2 separate regions of the Homo sapiens genome follow, and region 1 is linked to region 2. The links are chromatin contacts, found by Hi-C or POLR2A ChIA-PET in ENCODE. All regions are on one chromosome and are shown on one strand. The core of a region is the stretch at or near the end of the contact, and the rest is flanking DNA. Distances in the headings are between cores, read along the strand shown.

Region 1 (2,712 bases), core at 58-2,557, 1.3 Mb after region 2:
ATGAAATATTATTATGGCTTATACTTTAGCAAGAAAGTACCAGAAAGGTTATTATTAATCGACAATGAATGCCGTTGATACCTTCATGCTCTTTGAAGACAGGATGCTCCGGCTTTGAAGCGCTACATTTCTACATTGCTAACCTACAGGAACCTATGTTGAGGTGGTCCCACCGAAATACACGGCTAATAGTTCATCTCTTTCCTCCAGGAACCTTCAGGTTTTTTTTTGTTTGTTTTTTTTTTGAGACGGAGTCTCGCTCTGTCGCCCAGGTTGGAGTGCAGTGGCGCGATGGAACCTTCGGGTTTTACTAAGCATCCTTACCCTAATTATCTAAATCTTTGAGACGTAAATTATTTGATGTGGCTAAAAATCCTCCTGCTAGAATTTAGGTCCAATCCTTTAATGTTCGGATACTCAAATTCTTTAACGAAACTGATCACTGAGCTAGGCCGACACAAGTCCGCCAAAATGTCCGCAGAAACGTTAAGAAAAGCTGTCATAAGGCCAGCTTGAAAGACATCATAAAAGGCCTTCGCTGTCCTTTGAGTTAATTATCTAACACCCGAAGAGAGTGCCAGTTCTAGTTAGAATCCGCGCGTCAGGTTCTCCAACAGTCAGAAGGGCTTGTGTGAGGGCAGGGAAGATTTTAAACCCCGTTTCAGGCCCCCTCCCTAGGCTGTAGGAAACCACCCACTCTGAAGCCCGGCGGGGGAGGAGTGCTGCAGCCAGCTGCCGAGGGAGCGCTCTGCGGCGAGGCCGTTTCCCTGAGTCACGGAGAGGGCGGGAGGCTGCGCCCGTCTGCCCCCGCCACGTCCTCCTGTGAGGGGCTCAGTCGAAACAGGCAGCGGTCGCAGGGAAACGAAGCGGCACCCGTCATGCCTCAAGGTGGCCCAAAAGCCTCTTCACTCCCAGGAGACGCCGCATTTCCTTAAAACGAGCTCTCCATTTCTGGCAGCAATCAGCCGACCCTTCCCCATCAGTATCACGTGCACCTGGAAGTACGTGGGTGGGACCTAAAGCGCCCACGGAAGTGACGTCGGTCGCCCCGAGTCGCATGATGTGGCAAAATGAAAAAAAAAAAGTGGGGGGAGAAAGAGAAGACTGGCGAAAGTGATGAGTCTAAAAAAGTAGTCCCTCCGGTTCCTCTGTTTCCCCCCATGTGGCGTCAGGAAGCGAGGCACCGGGCGCACTGCGCCCCGAATTCCTGCGCCCGCCGCGCGCGGCGCTCCGTGGAGGGGTACATAAGGCGGAGGGGGTGAGGCGACTGGGCGGAGTTCTGTCGCCGGGATCCTTCCGCTGGGCTCAGCCGTTTCCGGAGTCTGCGCTGCGCCCGGTTCCGCCATTGCGGCTCTCCTGGCCCCTGGAGCCTCCGCCCCCGACCCGAGCTCTTTCGTCTGCCTGCCAGTTTCCTGCGTCCCCGGAGAGGATCCTGCTGAGCCCAGCCTCCCCCCTCCCCTTCTCCTCCTCTCCCTTGGAGAGCCCGGGCAGCCACTGCCCCGCAGCCCCAGTGACAGGAGGAGACCATAACCCCCGACAGCGCCATGGCCCAGATTCTGCCAATTCGTTTTCAGGAGCATCTCCAGGTGCGGCCGGGCCCGGGCTGGTGAGGGCTGTGGAGAAGGTGGTAGGAAGGATGGAAGACGCTGGAGTCTGGGCCCGAGCAGTATCGGAGCTGGAGGGGCGGGGGGGTTGTCGGTGATTGGGGTAGGTGGAGGAGGGGGCACTATCTTGGAAAGCTTAAAATATTAAATGATGTGGGGCTTGGATGGAAAGGACAGGAGTTGGGGTGCAAAGAGCTGCAAGGACCAGGCCTGGATCCAAAGGCCTCTCGATCTTGCTTCCTGGATGGCCAGAACTGCGCGTACAAACTCTCTCCCCATTTTATTCATTTCATTCATTTGGGTAGGGGAGTGGGAGGGGGATTCTCCCTTGTTTCTACCAGAGCAAGGATTCTTATCCCCTGGGCCAGTGCGGGGCTGTCACCTTCCATTGCTCTCCTCTTTCCCTCATCGTGTCTGCACCCAGGAGTTGTGGGGCGGGTGGGTTGGGGAGGAGCAACCTTTTTTTTCCCTCCCTCTGCGGCTCTCAACTGAGAAAGGCACCTTCTCCGGTGGTGGGGGTTGGGGGTGGTGGTGAGGCGGTGGCTTTTCTCTTGCCTTCCCTGAGGCAGTAGGGACAGAAGGTCACTGAAAGAACGGAACGAGGGTAGAATGGGAGAACGCATTTCTTAGAGCTATGTCAATCTCAGAGTGTGTGCGGTCAAACTCCCTAAGGAAACTCGCCTCCCCTTCCCCCTTTTTTTATTTCTCTGGGGATGTTGTGGCTCTTAACCCCTCTTTGGTTCTGGAAGGTAGGAAAGAGTGATACAGAGGTTATCTTTTAGTCTTCTCGAGTAGTAGCAGGTAGTTTTGAATATCTTCTTCAGGATCGCATGGAATTGAACAGAGCCCTGGGGACAGCACAGCTGCTCTGAGACCTGCAGGGCTATTTGGTCTGTGACTGGCTTCCCTTTAGTAAGTTCTAGAGTTCTTCCCCATGGTTCCTTATCCTGGAGGCAACATATTGTTATCTGGCAACATGCCAGTGGCGGGCCTAGGCAGGTGACCATTGGAAGGCTTCACTGAATTAAACCTCTTCAGAGCTTTTGATTTTCCTGTGTCACCAATCCTGTTTTTTACTGTAGCTTAAATAATTTATTCCTATTAATTT
Region 2 (2,870 bases), core at 123-2,622:
GCTCACCTGTCACACGAGGTCCCCGAGCGCCGAGGAAGATGGTGGCGGGCAGCGGGCGGCAGCAGTGGCGTGATCTCCGAAGCCCACAGTACACTCATCCATAAAGTAGGAAACACTACACCCTCCAGTGCTGTTAGTAGTGCTTTCTACTTTATGGGTGACTGCACTGTCTGTCTGTCCGTCGGCGTGTACTCTTCAGGCTGCCCAGGCCTCCTGACTCCTGCTCCAAGAGCCCCCCAGCCCTCCTTGTGGCTTCCTAAGATCCCCCCAACCCTGCCAGGGCCCCCCGAGGGCCCGCCCTGGGCCTTGTGGGCGGTGACTCAGCATGGCGCCAGACTTGCCTCCTCTACCTCCCTCCCCCACTTCCTCTTCAGTTCCCTCTTCCCTTCCCCCTAAAGGCTCCACCCCATCCCCCCAGTTTCAGAGACACTCAGGTAGAGACTAGGGCCTCTGGAGGCCTCACCTTCAGTTCTGTGAACCCCTGGCTGGCCGCTTCCAGCCACGCTAGCCACCCTCCAGCGTCCAAATGAGGCAGCCACAGCTCCCCTGCCAAGGTCTTGGTCTCCAGTCCACCCCAACCGTGAGGTCCTGACTGCCCAGAGCCTCAGTCCCCACCCTTCAGCCTCCCCACCAGCCCAAGATCCTGACCCCCCAGGGCCTAAGTCCCCAGCCTCCCCAACAGCCCAGGGTCCTGACCCCCCAGGGCCTCAGGCCCTGGCCTCCCCACCAGCCCAAGGTCTTGAACACACCAGGGCCTCAATTCCCAGCCTCCCCACCAGCTCAAGGTCCTGACTCCCCCAGAGCCTCAGTCCCAGCCTCCATAGCAGCCCAAGGTCCTGACCCCCCAGGGCCTCAGTCCCCAGCCACTCCACCAGCCCCAAAGTCCTGACTCCCCAGAGCCTTGATTCTCGGCCTCCCCACCAGCCCAAAGTCCTGACTCCCTCACTGCCCTGCTGTTCCCCTGGCAGGAGCCCAAGGCTATCCCAACAAAAATGGTGGCCATGTTGGGCGGAGGAAGAGGCTGGCGCCCCTTGAGACACTGGTCCCACTTCTCAGCCTCTGCGTACCCTCTGCCATCCCCGCCTTACTCTCCAGCCCTCCTCCTTGGACACCTCTTTCCCCGCCTGGGGTCCCGGAGCCATTTTACCTTCCTTCACTAGAGAGGGTTTCAAGGCGCTTTGCCCTGAGCTTCCCGCATGGGGCTTGCACCCAAGCTCCTCGACACCCCCAACGCGCCTCCACCCAGACCAGCAGCCCAAGCCCCTAGAGGCCCCGAGCTGAGGAGCCCCAGTTGGGGCAGCAGTGAAGGTCCGGATCCTTACCTGAGGCTGCAGGGCGGAGGAGAGCTCGCCCTGTGCTCCAGGCTCCGAAGTGGGGTTCCCTTCAGGGAGGGCAGGGCTTATAACCCCGAGGCCACGTGGGCCAGATCTCAGGGCGCCCAACGGTCTCAGAGCGCGCCCCGCCCCCGCCCGCAGGGGATGAGCGCCCTCCCTCCCTCCCTCCCTGGGGAGGACAGACTGACAGGAAACAGAAGGGGGTGGGCCCGCGGGAGGGCTGGGGACCCTCTCTCATGCCCTGGGCAGGTGGCTTCCGGCCCCAGCTGCCCTTCCCCCCGTGGCACCAGCTCCAAGGGATGGCTCAAGAGCCTGGGACTGACTCAGGGCATTGAGGGTGACCCCAGAAGACCAGGGCTCCTCGACAGGGCCCTCGGTGAGTGCCCAAAACGGGGAGTCCAGAATTCCAGCACAAGAAAAGGACCTTCTCTCTGAGCCCCACCGCTGCTGACCTCAGCCCAGAAAACTCCCTTCCCTTCCCAACACTCAGGCCAGGCCCTGGCTCCTCTGCGTGTGCTCCCGAGGGCCATGGAGGTGCTGATGCATGAAGGGCGTCCATGGAGACTGTTGTCCTCAGCACCCCACAAAGCCACCCCTCCTGCAGCCTCAGCCTGCAGGGCACAGTGCGGGGGACACTCTCAGGCCCGGTGGACTGATGGCACTAGGCTAGGTGTTCACGCTCTCTTTGGGACCTGTGGGGACAAGAGGGCAGGGCAGAGCTGGGTGAGGATCAGGTCCTAAGGTGGGGCACAGGTGCTATGCGGAGAGAAGGGGGCTTGGAGGAGTGGCGGGAAAGAGGCTCGAGGGAAGGTTCTGGCGGCCACCGGATGTGGGCATGGGGCCCACCCACCTGCATGCCACCCCCGATTTCCCCATGGGGAAGGCAGGAAGCTGCCCAGCCCAGGGCCCCTGGCTGGGGGAGGGGAGTAGGGTGTGGGGGTGGGCAGGGGACAGCGTCGGCTGAGCCCAGCCCATACCATCTTCCCCCAGCGTTCTCCAAGCCTCTCCATGGGCTTGGCTCTGGAAGCAAGAGGAATGGGTTTGGGGAGGTAGGAGCGGTAGAGAGAAAACCACCCAGTGACTCCTTCCCAGAAGGCCATGGACCTCTTCTCTGGGTCCTCCGTTTAGGCCCACACAGACCTTAGGGAGCTGTCAGATTCAGGGCCTAGAAGAGGACTGGCATGGGGGCAGTGGGGAGGGAGATGGCCCCACATCCTTCCCTCCAGGAAGGGGGTCCTTCAACCTGGAAAGTTGCCCCATTCCCAGGTCCCTAAAATGGGACAGAGAAAGGGGGAATGGGGCCTTTCACCCCCTTGAGTCTAAAGAGAAAGTGGTGAGGAGGGTTGCCTTGCAGGGCCAGCTGGCCAGAAATGGGGCGATACTCCTTTAAGAGACCACCGCTGCCTCTGACCTGGGTGGAGGGGAAGTGGCTGCCCCAGGCGATAAGAGGATAAGAATATCAAAGTTGTGCAGTAACCTGGGTTCCTGGACCCCCATTCTTCAGGGCTCCTCCCCTGAGAGCATCTTACCTCCTAC

The links. Hi-C counts contacts between places; a loop is a spot of excess contacts on that map. ChIA-PET counts read pairs that join two places held with the same protein, here RNA polymerase II (POLR2A). Pooled maps may share reads with other maps.
Region 1: a map of CD8-positive, alpha-beta T cell shows a loop between it and region 2 (4-fold over the local background). The contact joins the promoter of CLTC here to the promoter of MIR142HG in region 2. A Hi-C loop is called at or near these places in 3 of 168 maps with a recorded cell type or tissue (CD8-positive, alpha-beta T cell and naive thymus-derived CD4-positive, alpha-beta T cell), 3 of 37 single-sample maps with no recorded cell type and 11 of 50 pooled maps. POLR2A ChIA-PET finds 5 or more read pairs at or near these places in 1 of 52 experiments (activated T-cell).

The regions. Positions count from the first base shown.
Region 1 is chr17:59,618,588-59,621,299 of GRCh38, forward strand. It overlaps CLTC (clathrin heavy chain), which reads left to right and starts at 1,308. Exons shown (of 32, transcript NM_004859.4): 1 at 1,308-1,586. The coding sequence starts at 1,545. RefSeq lists enhancers at 1-554, 392-441, 452-571, 1,022-1,371, 1,101-1,395.
Region 2 is chr17:58,331,148-58,334,017 of GRCh38, forward strand. MIR142HG (MIR142 host genes) reads right to left here and starts at 1,373. Exons shown (of 1, transcript NR_186557.1): 1 at 1-1,373. All of the region lies in intron 2 of TSPOAP1-AS1 (TSPOAP1, SUPT4H1 and RNF43 antisense RNA 1), which reads left to right. It overlaps MIR142 (microRNA 142), which reads right to left and starts at 171; the gene lies at 85-171. RefSeq lists enhancers at 261-400, 1,201-1,270, 1,771-1,840, 2,431-2,520 and a silencer at 1,381-1,690.